Linked DNA regions of Homo sapiens: region 2 is linked to region 1. A link is a contact called in ENCODE Hi-C or POLR2A ChIA-PET data. All regions are on one chromosome and are shown on one strand. The core of a region is the stretch at or near the end of the contact, and the rest is flanking DNA. Distances in the headings are between cores, read along the strand shown. Region 1 overlaps MAML1 (mastermind like transcriptional coactivator 1). Region 2 holds the start of MAPK9 (mitogen-activated protein kinase 9).

The links. A loop is a pair of places that touch in the nucleus more often than their neighbours do. ChIA-PET counts read pairs that join two places held with the same protein, here RNA polymerase II (POLR2A). Pooled maps may share reads with other maps.
Region 2: a pooled map shows a loop between it and region 1 (5-fold over the local background). The contact joins the promoter of MAPK9 here to the enhancer-like site in region 1. A Hi-C loop is called at or near these places in 1 of 37 single-sample maps with no recorded cell type and 5 of 50 pooled maps. POLR2A ChIA-PET finds 5 or more read pairs at or near these places in 1 of 52 experiments (activated CD4-positive, alpha-beta T cell).

What each region holds. Positions count from the first base shown.
Region 1 is chr5:179,759,669-179,766,412 of GRCh38, forward strand. MAML1 (mastermind like transcriptional coactivator 1) reads left to right here. Exons shown (of 5, transcript NM_014757.5): 2 at 5,658-6,744. Among named protein-coding and RNA genes, the nearest start is that of MAML1, 30 kb to the left of the region's middle. RefSeq lists an enhancer at 580-659. Within about 2 kb of position 2,488, at least 11 of the 41 ENCODE cell types and tissues checked have a DNase peak (open chromatin) inside an H3K27ac peak, as active enhancers do.
Region 2 is chr5:180,288,964-180,296,295 of GRCh38, forward strand. MAPK9 (mitogen-activated protein kinase 9) reads right to left here and starts at 3,120. Exons shown (of 12, transcript NM_002752.5): 1 at 2,885-3,120. It overlaps LOC124901151 (a long non-coding RNA gene), which reads left to right and starts at 3,269. Exons shown (of 2, transcript XR_007059085.1): 1 at 3,269-3,337; 2 at 6,008-6,290. RefSeq lists silencers at 2,636-2,825, 2,956-3,325, 3,336-3,675 and an enhancer at 3,598-4,240.

The sequences.
Region 1 (6,744 bases), core at 1,238-3,737:
AATGTTGACCATGGGATTGGGTTGGAATTGCCAATAGTTAACAATTATTGCCTTAAAAACTTCTGATGTTGTAAGTCCTACCCTCACGTGGAGTCCCAGTGAGCCACGCTGGTGGAGTCCCTCTGACTCTGATGAGGAACACAGGTTGGGAGGGCAGGATCTCAACACATGGTTAAAATAATTCAAGTGAGAGATATGTGTGTTAATGAATGGAGAGAAGTGGGTGGGTTCAAGAAATATTAAGGAGGTAGACTCTACAGGACTTGGGTACCAGTTGTATGTAGGGACTAAGGAGGAGCGGGAGGGAGGCTGGTTTCTGGTTTATGTGACAGGGCGGCTGGTAGTGACAGTCTTATGTGGGAACAGAGGAAAGGAAACAGGACTGGGGAGAGGCTGGCCTCAGCTTTGGACAGATGTCATCTGAGTCATCACTCAAGTGGACAGGGGCTCAGTAGGTCTTCGGATAGACAGAAGTAAGAGCTCTGCAGAGGTGGGGCATCAGATGGCACATTTATTCACAGACACTTATCAAGTGCTGGGCACTGTCGAAGGCACTGGGGTCTCTGCTTGGCATTCTAGTGTCGGGTTAGGCCCTGACACTAGATGAGTGCCTCTGGTGAGGGGATCAGCAAGAAAGTACTATGGTGTGGGTGGTAGGTGATGTGGATGATGGAGGAGATAAGCCACCTGAATTAGAAGCTGAGTCATCCCCAGAAAAGTTAGAGGGAAGAGGTGCTCTGGGCAAAGAGAAGAGCAGGTGCAGAGGCCCCAGGCAGCACTGAGCAGGCACATTTGAGAAGCTATAAGCTGTAAGCCAGCCGCATGACCCCAGCATGCTGCACAGCAGGGAGGGCTATGAGGGAAGTTGGAAGGGACAAGGGCTGAGTGGATCAGCGTTTGGTTCCCAGACAGTTGGGTTTATTTGAGTGTGATGTTCAGTCATGGGAATTTGAAGGCATGGGAATGTGTGAAATCTCTCAGGTAGACTATGTAGAGTAAAAGGGGGAGAGGACTGTACTATTTGATAGAAGGGCAGGAGAAGGGGAGACTTCTCAAAGGATACTAGAAACAACCAACCATAAAAGCAGAAGAGGATACAAGAAAAGTGGTAAAGAAAAAGGGAACTTTAAAGATGGAAGCAGGCCGGGCGCAGTGGCTCATGCCTGTAATCCCAGCACTTTGGGAGGCCGAGGTGGGCAGATCACAAGGTCAGGAGATCGAGACCATCCTGGCTAACACAGTGAAACCCCGTCTCTACTAAAAATACAAAAACAAAGTTAGCCGGGCGTGGTGGCAGGCGCCTGTAGTCCAGCTACTTGGGAGGCTGAGGCAGGAGAATGGCATGAACCCGGGAGGTGGAGCTTGCAGTGAGCCGAGATCGCGCCACTGCACTCCAGCCTGGGTGACAGAGCGAGTCTCCGTCTCAAAAAAAAGATGGAAGGAGGCCAGGTGCAATGGCTCACACCTGTAATCCCAGCACTTTAGGAGGCTGAGGCAGGAGGGTCGCTTCGGCCCAGGAGTTTGAGACTAGCCTGGACAACATAGTGAGACTCCTGTCTCCACAAAAGCAAAAAAATTAGCCAGTTATGGTGGTTCATGCCTGTGGTCCCAGCTACTCAGGAGGCTGAGGCGGGAGGATCACTTGAGCCCAGGAGTTTGAGGCTGCCATGAGCCTTGATCATCACCCATTGTACTCCAGCATGGGTGACAGAGTGAGACCCTGTCTCTTAAAAAAAATTAATAAAGGGCTGGGTGAGGTGCCTCACACCTGTAATCCCAGCACTTTGGGAGGCCGAGGTGAGCGGATCACCTGAGGTCAGGAGTTTGAGACCAGCTGGCCAACATGGCGAAACCCCATCTCTACTAAAAATACAAAATTAGCTGGACATGGTGGTGCACGCCTGTAATCCCCGCTGCTCGAGAGACTGAGGCAGGAGAGTCACTTGAACCTGGGAGGCAGAGGTTGCAGTGAGCCGAGATTGCACCATTGCACTCCAGCCTGGGCAACAAGAGTGAAACTCCGTCTCAATAATAATAATAAAGATGAATTATTAAGTGGCAGATGATAAGAGGGAGAGGAAGGGAGTGCAGGGAGAGAGGGAAAGGAAGGACTGAAAATATGGCCTATGTGTAACAGTAGGAAGATCATTGCTGGCCTTGGAGAAAGCAGTTCTCAACTCCTCCCTTCCTTTTCCCCACATCCCATTGATTTCCAGATTGGCCAGGAATGTAATCCATATTGCCATAGATCAAGGTGCTGGCTCTAAGGGGTGGGAACTGGTGGAGTTTGGCTGACAGGAAGATGATAGAAGAGGTAAAAAAGAGGAGGCAGGAGGAAAAGCAAATTTCCTGATGAGTAGGGCTAGAAAGGGGCATTGGCTGCCAGTGTGTAAGGAGCACTCATGAAAGAACCACGCGTGTCTTCAGCAGCTGTGTCTGTCAGCTCAGAGTGGAAGCATGTAGGTATTGTCATTTTTTGGTGAGTTTGGCCACAAAGCATTCTGGGAGTGCAGCGGTGGGTGGTTGAAGAAGGAGGAAGTGGAGATAGGCAAAGGATTATCCTTCCTATAAGGCTAGTGCATGGTGGGTGAGAGACTGACAGGATGCTGCTTAGGAGTCCAAAAGGTGTGGCCAGCTCCAGCTTGATTCAGAGCAGTGGTGGTATCCTGGAGCTCCTCTCCCAGAGCAGAGGATGGCAGGTGGCGCCTGGAGAGTGTGGCCTCCCAGCGAGGGAGCTGGCACAGGCTAGGATGGGACTTAGGTCAGCGGGGTGTCTTGGTGGAAGGCTGAGCACACGTGGTTCTCCAGCCGACCACGAGCATCTGATCATATTATCTCCCAGGACTGGGTCCTCCTGGAACCCTGTACACTGCAGAAACTCTTCAGTAGTTACAACAGGAACCTTTGAGCTGAGCACCCAGAAGTACCAGATGTGCTGGAGCAGGCTCCTGTATTTATACGTGGCAGCCAGTCTAGTATTGCTTTATAGCACCTTCTGTGTCTGTTCTTACATAACTTTTAATCTGTTCAGGCTGTTTGCCCATCTCTATTGTGATTCTTTGAGTTCAGGCTCCAAGGCTCACTCATCCTTGCCCTGCATATCAGACACTCCTGCAAATGCTCAGGGCTTAAAAATCTGCCGGGGCCACCACATTACACACTCCTATCCCCGTCTACGTTATTCCAGTTAAATTTTGTGAGTAGTTGACAAAATGCCCTACTGTTTCCTTTGGTTAAAAGCAATAGGTATTACAAAATTCAGTTGTTACATTGGAACTTGTCTGCAGCTGTTTGCATGTGAATATTGAATGAGGGAGTGGTAGCTTTTGTAATTGTTAGGGCAAAGAAAGATTCTGTTTCTAATCTGAGACAACCAGCTGACTCATCAAGTGCCTTGACCCTTTAGATTTCCATCTTTCTTTTTCCCCTAGGAAGATGGAAAACTGAGCTCCCAGGTTTACAGATAGCCCAGACCTGGCACTGTGGAACAAAAGAAAATGGTAGAAAAGATGAAAATCAAGGAAATGTTAGCAACTAATTTTTATTTCCTCTGACCATTTAAATGGGTATGAATTTACCTTCCACAAGGAAAACTTTTCAAATAATGGCTTTTTATAAAGGGTCTATTTTATGTGCGTGGTTCCCTTCCACCCCTAGGTGGCAGGAGAAAGCAGAAGAACCTGCATGAAAGTAAAGCAAACGTCCTGCAGCTGTGGGGCGGTGTTCTGAATCCTAGGATTGTTGCTTACCTCTGCCCTGCAGTTCCATTTGTCAGGCATTCCTGCGATTTTTTTTTTTTTTCAGACCGACTTAGTTACCCATATATGGATTTTTAAAAATACTGACTTGGCTAGGATTTATAGAGCACTGTGTAGTCAGCTTTAACAGTTAAGAAATAAGCAAATCTTGATGTGGGGAAAAGAAGAACAGGAACATTAGAATTGGGGATTAGAGGTTGAGAAAATGGTCCTCCCTGGTGTCCAGTGGGTAATCTGCTGTTGAGAACTGATGCCCGTGGAGTTGCCCCAGGCAGGACGCCCAGGCCAGGGCACTTCACCTGGGCCCCTGGGGTTGGTGTGGAGAGTCAGGTGGCCTTTCTCTGCAGCCGGAGAAGCTAGCACAGGGGGCTCCCCGTCTCCTCTGAATCCTGTCTAAAGATAATAATGAGGGCTGTTACTTGGAACATTTTCTAATAACATGCTATAGATGCTTAGGGTTTATGGGAAGGGGGGATGGTACTGGGGGTGGGGGATAAAGGACAAAAACGTAATAAAGTAAACACAGGAAAGGAGCAGCATGTGTTTGGAAGCTGAGCATAGGCACTCCCTCTGAGCAGTGGAGTTGAGTCCTGACTGCAGCACATGCAGGTGAGGAAGCAGTAGAAGGAGTCCGTCTTCTGTCCCCTTCCCATCCCTTCTGACATGTTCTTATCTTGAAATCGCCGCCCCTGAACTCCCAGGGTACTTACTGTGTGCTGCTCTCACTCTGTAGCCCTGTCTGTGTATGTCCCATGTCCTGAAAGCCCACCCGAGGAGGAGCTGTCTTCTTTGTCTTTATGTTCCCCACAGCACTTGTCTCTGGCACAAGGCAGAATCTTAATAACTTCAGTGGCATGAATCCATCGAGGAGCAGATGGGAAGCAGAGTCACAGTGTCACACCAGACAGATTATGTTCAAGCAAATAGTCCCAATAAGAAGTAGTGAGGGGCCGGCCGGGCGCAGTGGCTCACACCTGTAATCCCAGCCCTTTGGGAGACTGAGGTGGGCAAATCACCTGAGGTCTGGAGTTCAAGACCAGTCTGACCAACATGGAGAAACCCCGTCTCTACTAAAAATACAAAATTAGCTGGGCATGGTGGCACATGCCTGTAATCCCAGCTACTCTGGAGGCTGAGGCAGGAGAATGGCTTGAACCCTGGAGGCGGAGGTTGCTGTGAGCCAAGATCACGCCATTGCACTCCAGCCTGGGCAACAAGAGCGAAACTCTGTCTCAAAAAAAAAAAAAGTGAGGGGCTGGGCACAGTGGCTCATGCCTGTAATCCCAGCACTTTGGGAGGCTGAGACGGGTGAATCACTTGAGGCCAGGAGTTTGTGACCAGCCTGGCCAACATGGTGAAACCCCGTCCCTACCAAAAAATACCGGAAGTTAGCCAGGCACAGTGGTGCACATCTGTAATCCCAGCTACTTGGGAGGTTGAGGCATGAGAATTGATTGAACTCAGGAGACGGAGGTTGCAGTTAGCTGAGATTGTGCCACCGCACTCCACCCAGCCTGGCGGCAGAGCAAGGCTCCATCTCAAAACATATATATATATATAATATATATATGTGTGTGTGTGTGTGTGTGTGTGTACTCTCTGGCATTTTTTTGTTGGCTCCATTCTTGGGCATACCGCCAGACGAGATGGCTGTGGGCAGCCTCATGCCTGTCTCCTGCAGAAAGAGGACTGCAGAAGCACTTTAGCTAGACATCAGTTCTGACTGGCCAGGTATAGGACCGTCAGGGAAAATGGAGGTGTGTCCCCAGAAATGGGAGTGTACACTATGCAAGCAGAACCCACTGGCGAGCATTGCAGGGACATCAGCCCTTGGCTTGTTACTGTCATAGCAGAGCAAATTCATATGTATCTTAAGTCATTCTTTTCAATGTTTTTCAGCATCTTCATGATACAGTTAAGAGGAATCTTGACAGCGCCACTTCCCCTCAGAATGGCGATCAACAGAATGGCTACGGGGACCTCTTTCCTGGGCATAAGAAGACTCGCCGGGAGGCCCCTCTGGGAGTTGCCATCTCTTCCAATGGACTGCCTCCAGCCTCCCCCCTCGGTCAGTCTGACAAGCCTTCTGGAGCCGACGCCCTGCAGTCCAGTGGGAAGCACTCTCTGGGGCTAGACTCTCTCAACAAAAAGCGTCTGGCTGACTCCAGCCTTCACTTGAATGGAGGCAGTAACCCCAGTGAGTCATTTCCTCTGAGCCTGAATAAAGAACTGAAGCAGGAGCCTGTCGAAGACCTGCCTTGCATGATCACTGGGACTGTCGGCTCCATATCGCAAAGCAACCTCATGCCAGACCTCAACCTTAACGAGCAGGAGTGGAAGGAGCTCATCGAGGAGCTGAACAGGTCGGTGCCCGATGAAGACATGAAGGACCTGTTTAATGAGGACTTCGAGGAGAAGAAGGACCCAGAGTCTTCTGGCTCTGCCACACAAACCCCCTTGGCACAGGACATTAATATTAAGACGGAATTCTCTCCAGCAGCCTTTGAGCAAGAACAGTTAGGCTCTCCACAAGTGAGGGCCGGGTCTGCAGGGCAGACCTTTCTGGGGCCTTCCTCTGCCCCTGTGAGTACAGATTCCCCCAGCCTAGGGGGCTCCCAAACCTTATTCCACACCTCTGGTCAGCCCCGGGCGGACAATCCCAGTCCAAACCTGATGCCGGCATCAGCCCAGGCCCAGAACGCACAAAGAGCCCTTGCAGGTGTGGTATTGCCCAGTCAGGGCCCAGGAGGGGCCTCAGAGCTGTCCTCTGCCCACCAGCTCCAGCAGATCGCTGCCAAGCAGAAGCGCGAGCAGATGCTCCAGAACCCACAGCAGGCCACCCCGGCACCAGCCCCGGGCCAGATGTCCACATGGCAGCAGACGGGGCCCTCCCACAGTTCCTTAGATGTCCCTTACCCCATGGAGAAGCCTGCCAGCCCTTCCAGCTACAAGCAAGACTTCACTAACTCCAAACTGCTCATGATGC
Region 2 (7,332 bases), core at 1,870-4,369, 530 kb after region 1:
GGTTCATACAATCAAGTACAAAGTATCAGGAATTAATTATTCTGAAGGAAAATTATGTAAAAATGGCACCTTCCTAACCAAGTGTGAGGTGTAACTACTGTATGTATGTAGACCAAAAATAGTTGCCCTATTGGCAAATCAATAGTCTCAAGAAGAAAAAAAATCTGGTCTCTGTTTTATCTTATGCCTCATGAAAACAACTGGTTTACTCGCTATTAACTGGTTTGTCTGGTCCTTTTCTTTATCCAGAAAATTAAGAATATTTTATCTTAGACACATTCAAGTATCCCCTCTGTTGTTTATTTACGGGACCAAATAAACAGATTTTAATCTGTGAACAAATTAAAGTCCTGGCACCCTGAAAATTAAATTGCCAGGAAAATCAAAGCTGTCAAAAGAGAAGTCTATGCAAAAATAGTATTGTTTTTAACTCTGCAGGATCCTTTTGAAGAAAAAAAAAAGTTAAATGGAGGAAAACATTAAATAGATTGGTGGTCATTCTTCCAGAACAAGTTAAAAGCCAAAAGAGAATACTCAGAGCTGAGGGACCCAGGAAAGAATCCTTATCTGGGAAGTGATCTGGGTTCGAACTCCACTCACCAGCTGCTTGCTAAGAAACAGACTACTTAGACTCCTGAGCTTCCGTTTCCACAGGGCTCCAGTTACAATCAAATGAGTATCTGGGCTGGCACCTGGGCAAACAGGGCCTGGCTCCCCTGGCCTTAGGCTACCTTTCCTGCTCTCCTCACAGCTCCTCCCTCCCACACAGCCAGTCCTGGAGGATGACGATCCTGCAACCAAGCTGAATGAATCTGTATTTGGCTTGGCTCACAGCATTAAAAAAAAATTTAATTAGCTATTGCCAACATTTAAAAATCAGAACAAATGTGGAGTGCTGCCTTCCTTTTTAGAGACAGGGTCTTGCTCTGTCACCCAGGCTGGAGCACAGTGGTGTGATCATAGCTCACTGCAGGCTCCAAATCCTGGGCTCATGGGATCCTTCCACCTCAGCCTCCCAAGCAGCTAGGACTACAGGTGGATGCCACCACACCTAGCTAATTTCTTAAAATTTTTTGTAGAGACAGATCTCGCTACGTTGCCCAGGCTGGTCTTGAACTCCTGGCCTGAAGTGATCCTCCCACATCAGCCTCCCAAAGTGTCTTGAAATTACTGGCGTGAGCCATGGCACCCAGCCAAATTCCACCTTCTTCTAGAAAACTGCTGGGTAAGGTTCCTGTTCTTTAGGGTCCCCACGACTCTGTGTCCTTACACCTGGCCCTCCAGACTGATTCTCAACTCCACAGTGGCCTACGGTCCTTCCTTGGCCCTGCTCCTTCACACCTCTGTGCCTCTCCCTGCCTAGCAAATTTCTTATCACCCTCAAGGCCCCCCAGCACCACCTGTCACCTCCTCCACATTTCCATGGCATAGCCCCTCCCCTATAGCAAGGGTTGTACAGTCCTGGAACTAAGTGTCTGCATGCCTGCCTTCTCTACTGGGCTCCTGGGCTCTCTCGGGAAAGGGACCCCGTTGCTATCTGCCTTGTGTCCGTAGGGTCTAGCAGAAAGCATGACCTAGATAATGCAGAATTCAGTAAATGTCTCTTGTATGTGTGGAAGAAAGCTACAGCTAAACTATTATAAAAATGTGAGATTTTATATCACAGCTTGTTCCAACAGTTAGCAATTAAAGGGGTCAAGGACACCAAAATGTTTCACAAAATAGAACAAGCTTCCATCTGCTTACAAGTTTCACACGCTAATCAGAAGTCACTAAATGAACAGATAAAGCAGAGACAACAGGCAGGCTGGGCCATTTCTTTGATCATTCATTCATTCATTGAGCTGATACTACTGAATACTTCCTGTGTGCTTTCTAAGCACTGGGGATAAAGCAGTGGACAAATCAGACAGCTACCTGTTTTCACAAAGTTACATCCTAGTCGGGGAGACAGAAAATAAGCAGGCAAATAAATAGAATAGTTTCAAACCAGATGAGAGCTAGGAAGGAAATTTTTTAAATAATGAAATAGCATGACTAAGGGAAGAAAGAGGGTGGTCGAGGAGGGCCTCACCCAAAACGAGACATCTGACCAGAGGAAGGAGCAGAAAGAGCTACTTGTGCCAAGATCACGGAGACAACTCCAAAGACGGGGAAACAGCAAATGCAAAGGTCCTGGGGCAAATGCGGGCTGGCATGTTCAAGGCGGGCGAGATGAGTGGGACGGGGCAGCAGTCTTCTGGGGGAGGGGCGCGGTGGTAAGGGATTCGGGCTGGGTCCCCTCTGGCACTGCTGGACACCGAGTGTGCAATGACAAGGCAAGAGAGGAGTGCGCGGGGAGGCGGGAGGCTGGGCGGGTGGGGAGGGGGTTCCTACACCACTCACACCAGCACGGGCCAGCACCCTGCCCAGTCTTCCACAGATGCACACCGGGGTCCTGCCCAGGCGTCTGCATACATTCACACAGCCTGACAACAACCCTGTCCAGAAGAGACATTTCCCCACCTTCCCGAAGGCAAAACCGCGGCAGAGCGAGGGTCAGTGCCTTGGCCAAGGTCGCGGGGACGCGACCCCGGGCCCCTGGGCACCCGGCGCAGGAGTGCAGCTGTCTGCCCCACCTCCGGGAGGGATGGCGCCCGCAGACCCCACGGGCAGGTCGGCCGGGCCAGGCCGGTGAGCAGGCCCGCAGCCCGGGGCTGCTGACAGCCGGGCGGAAGGGGGCGCCTGCGGCATCCCCCAGCACAGGGGCGACGGCTGCGGCTGCCAGGGCCCCGCAGCCCCCGGCCCGCCCCGAAGCCCCCGGCCGCGCGGTTCCCTCACCGCCCCTCCCCGCGGGCCCGGCCCGAGCAGCCGCCGCCAGGCCTAGCCCGCCCGCCGGGCTCACCTCGCCTCCCCGCCGCCGCGCCACGGGGAGAGGGCGGGCGGGCGGACTGGCGGCGCTGCGTGCTAGTCACTCCTGGCTCCGCGGCCCCGGCTCCGCCGCCGGCCCGCCCCGCTCCGCTCCGCCCCGCCGCCGCCGCCGCCGCCGCCGCCGCAGTGGGTGTGAGGGGCGCCGGGGCGCTGCGACCCTTCCGGTCCCGCTCCCTTCTCCGCCGCTGCCGCCGCCGCGGCGCCCGGTCTGACAGACCCTCGCGCCGACCAATCAGCGCGCGGAGAGCGGAGCAGGCGCGGCCAATGGCGCCTGGGGGGCGGGCCGATGGAGGGTGGCGCGGGCGGGGTCGGGGGCCGGGTCGGGCGCCCGAGGTCCTGGGCCGGGGTTCCGCGGGTTCTTCGCCCCCGGGCCTTTCAGTGGCGCGGGCCGAGTGGCCATGGCGCTCGGGTGCGCGCAGTGCACGCGGTGAGCTGGAGACGCAGGCATTGCGCGGCCCACCGGCTGAGCCCGCTCTCCCTGCGAGGGGGGCGCAGCTCGGTGGAGAGGGTGGCCCGGAGGACCGGGAACCGGGCTGGAGGCGCGCGGGGCTCACACCGCGGGGTCCGCGGGGAGCCGGGCCTCGGGCTGCAGGTGCAGGCTTGTGGCGGTGAGGCGACTGGAGCGGCACGGGAGCCCGCCCGTTTCGGGGAGAGCCCGGGGCGATCGCGGGGGGAGGCCGGCCTGGCGTCCGGGAGCCCGGCGTGCTAGGGCCCGGTAGGCGGGGCGGGCCTCGCACTCGGTTGCTCGCTGCGGCGCCGGAGGAACGGGTCTATGGGGGTGTGGGTGAGGCCAGAAGCCGGGTCGAAGAGGGGGAGGGGGTGCGAAGAGATGGCGGTGTGTAGACAGGTGACCCGGTGGGTCGGTGACGCAGGAGGAGACTGCGCTTGGTGGCGGGATCACTTAGTTGACAACATCTAAAAATTAGGAGGTGCGGCAGGGCGCGGTGGCTCACGCCTGTAATCCTAGAACTTTGGGAGGTCGTGGCGGGTGGACTACCTGAGGTGAGGAGTTCGAGACCAGCCTGGCTAACCTGGTGAAACCCCGTCTCTATTAAAAATACGAAGCAATGAGCTGGGCGTGGTGGCGGGCGCCTGTAATCCCAGCTACTCGGGAGGCTGAGGCAGGAGAATCACTTAAACCTGGGAGGCGGAGGTTGCAGTGAGCCGGGATTGCGCCATTGCACTCCAGCCTGGGTGACAGAGTGAGACTCTCTCAAAAAAAAAAAAAAAAAAAAAAAAAAAAAAAAAAAAAAAAAGGGAGGTGCTCAGTCAAGCCTCTGAGAGGAGTGGGGGGCGGGGCGAGGAGTCTCTTGCTCAGAGCCCCCTAGGGACTGGGACCCGTTGACTCTGAGCTGCTTTTGAGGCTGGATCAGGTACCAGCGGCCTGGGGGTCGTACAGGATGGGAGAGGCCGGGGCTTGGGATGTTGCCAGATCTACGTTGAAAAGTGAAGCAGGAAGAGAGGCACTGAGGCTGGGCACATGGGGAAAACCGTGGAGAGCCGGCCTTTGGGGACTAGAAGAGTGGGAACAATGGTTGACAAATGGTGAGTGTGGTGTAGAACAGCAGTAACACAATACCAGGATCCACAGAGTGGCCAGGGCCAGAGTGGGGAGAAGGAACAGGACTCTGCAGATGGGGAGGGTAAGGGGCTGGGTGGCGTGAAGGGTGGTTGCAGAATTTGGGGAGGGCAGCTAGCCTGTGACCCAGGTTCCAAGGGCACTGAGGTCTGGGCCAGGCCGCTTGGAGGCACCAGAGCCTCAGAGGAGGGGTGGGGTAGAGGAACGGATCCAGCATGGTGTCCCCCTTGGCCACCAGAGGGAGTTTTCTAAATTTGAGCATGGCTCATCGCTGCTTGAAATTCTACGTCACAGTGTGGCCTGCATTGAGGAGGGCCCACACCTGTCGCTACCTCAGACTCACCTGCCACCTGCCTCAAGTGCATGAGAGAGAACAGGAAACCAGAAATTGTCAGGATCGAGGATTATGGGAAAAGAGTAAAAGCCTAGCTGTCAGATCTGAGGTTCCACCAAGGAGCACTGATGGGTGCTTCTCATTAGGAAGGCGGTGCGGTGGCTCACACCTGTAATCCCAGTACTTTGGGACGCCGAGGTGAGTGGATCACCTGAGGCCAGGAGTTCGAGACCAGCCTGGCCAACATGGTGAAACGTCATCTCTATTAGAAATACAAACATTAGCTGGGCGTGGTGATGGGTGCTTGTAATTCCAGCTATTCAGGAAACCAAGGCAGGAGAATAACTTGAATCCACGAGGCAGAGGTTGCAGTGAGCCGAGATTGCTCCACTGCACTCCAGCCTGGGCAACAGAGCAAAAACTGCATCTCAAAAAAATAAAAACAAAAAAACAGAGGGGACACCAGTTCCCAGCACTCCAGGCCTAACTTCATAGCACTCACATCATGTCAAGTGAGTAACCAAAAATCAGTGTACATATGTACACAGCTATACATATCTCACACTAAGTTTTCTGTAAGAGTTCTTTTTATTGCAGAGACACTGCTTTTTTTCTGGTTTATGAAATACAGTGAACATTTATGGACACAAAGCTGAGGTGACAGGGTGGGGAGGGGGGCCTTGGAACAGCACCAAGAATCCTGGTTGAACCCTCCAAGTGAAAAGATCCTGCCACGACATACGTGAACCAGGTGTGACACGTGAGCACGTCTCACCTGATCCGGCCTATGGTGGGGAGAAGCAATTGAGGAAGGCCTTCTGGGCAGGAGGAAGTTGTTGCTGAGGCTGCCGAGCAGGATGTGTTGGGCCTGTGACTTAGGCAGAAAGGGCGCTCAGGCCCACATGCTCAGATGTGAGGACCTGCTTGCTGTGTTCAGGGAGCCACAAGTCACCTGGTCTTAGGGAAAGGTGAGGGGACTGGAGAGTTCTGAGGACCTTGAGGTAGATTGGCACTGCCAGGCATGTAGGCTGGCTTTAGCTCACTGATACGCCTTGTTCAGCCCAGAGAGGTTTTCTTTTTTTAATTGATTAGTTGATTTAAGAAACATTTAGATTTGGGATGAGCTGTTTTGGATGTTTATCCTCAATGAAACTCATGTTCAAACTTAATCTCCAATGTGGCAGTACTGAGAGGTGGGGCCTCTAAGCGTGGTTGGGATTAACCTGTCGATGGATTCATGGATTAAAGGGTTATCACCGGAGTGGGACTGGTGACTTCATTAGAAGAGGAAGGAAGACCTGAGCTGGCCTGTGAATATGCTCCGCCCCCTGGCCATGTGACACCTGCGCCACCCTCAGGACTCTGCAGAGTCCCCAGCAGCAAGAAGGCCCTCACCAGGTGCAGCCCCTCAACCTTGGACTTCTCAGCCCCCAGGGCTGTAACAAATAAATTCTTTTTTAAAGTAAATTACCCAGTTTCAGGTATTCTGTTATAAGCAACAGAATAAGAAACAGACTAAGACAAGAGCACAGCGGGGTGGAGGAGCTAGGGGTGCCTGGGGCATTGGGGACCTGTCCGGAGGCCAGCTGTGTATGCAGCCACAGTGCCAACGGGTTTCTGTGATCCTGATATCCCCCACCCTTGACTGGCCTGGATTCCAATCCGACTCTTGTCAGCTGTGCTCCTCTGGGCAAGGGATTCACTTCTGTCTGCCTTGGTTCTGTAGGAAGTGGCATGGAGAAGGACAGAAGCAGGAAGAGCTGGGTGCGGCCCATGCAGCAGGGATGGTGTAGGTCCTTATGCTGACTGCCTCTGTCCCCTCAACACTTTGCCTGCCCTCCCCCCATTGCACTAACCCACATCTTCCCTTCTCCCCTACAAGGACCCAGAGATGTGCTAGAGGGTGTAAGTCGGGGCTGTCCCAGCTGTGTGTTGTAGAAAACTAAACTGCACTTAAACCAATGGGGACGTTTACTGGGAGGTGCCTGTAACATCATACCCAGGGGAGGTAGGGGCAGAGCTGGTCTGGAAACTCTAGGGCCATGGAGGCCACTGCAGGCCCAAATGGAGTTTGAAAACCCACAACAATGGACTCTGATGGTCCCCCAGACAGGGCTTCCATTCTGGAACTAGTCAGCCATGCTGGGCAGACAGGCTCATGTGAGGACATGGCAGGGAAGGGCAGAATTGGGAAAGGCAGAAGTCTGGAAGTTTCTTCCATGGTGATGATTAGAATGAGGGCATCTGAGCTGGGGCGCAGCTGAGGGTGTGGCACTGTATGGAAACAGGGTTATTTGGGGGCTGTATAACTGAATGCTGAACCCAGTGGCCCTTAGCCCTCCTCCTCCGGGAATCCCCCAGAGCACCAGCAGCTGGGACTGTCCTCAGGCAGGGAGCCAGCAAGCTGTTCTCCAGAAGTCTGACCAGCCCTGAAGGGAAGACCTGAGGTATGAACATTATGACACCCCCACCCCCACCAGATTTCCCAGCAGTGAATCCTGCATCAACC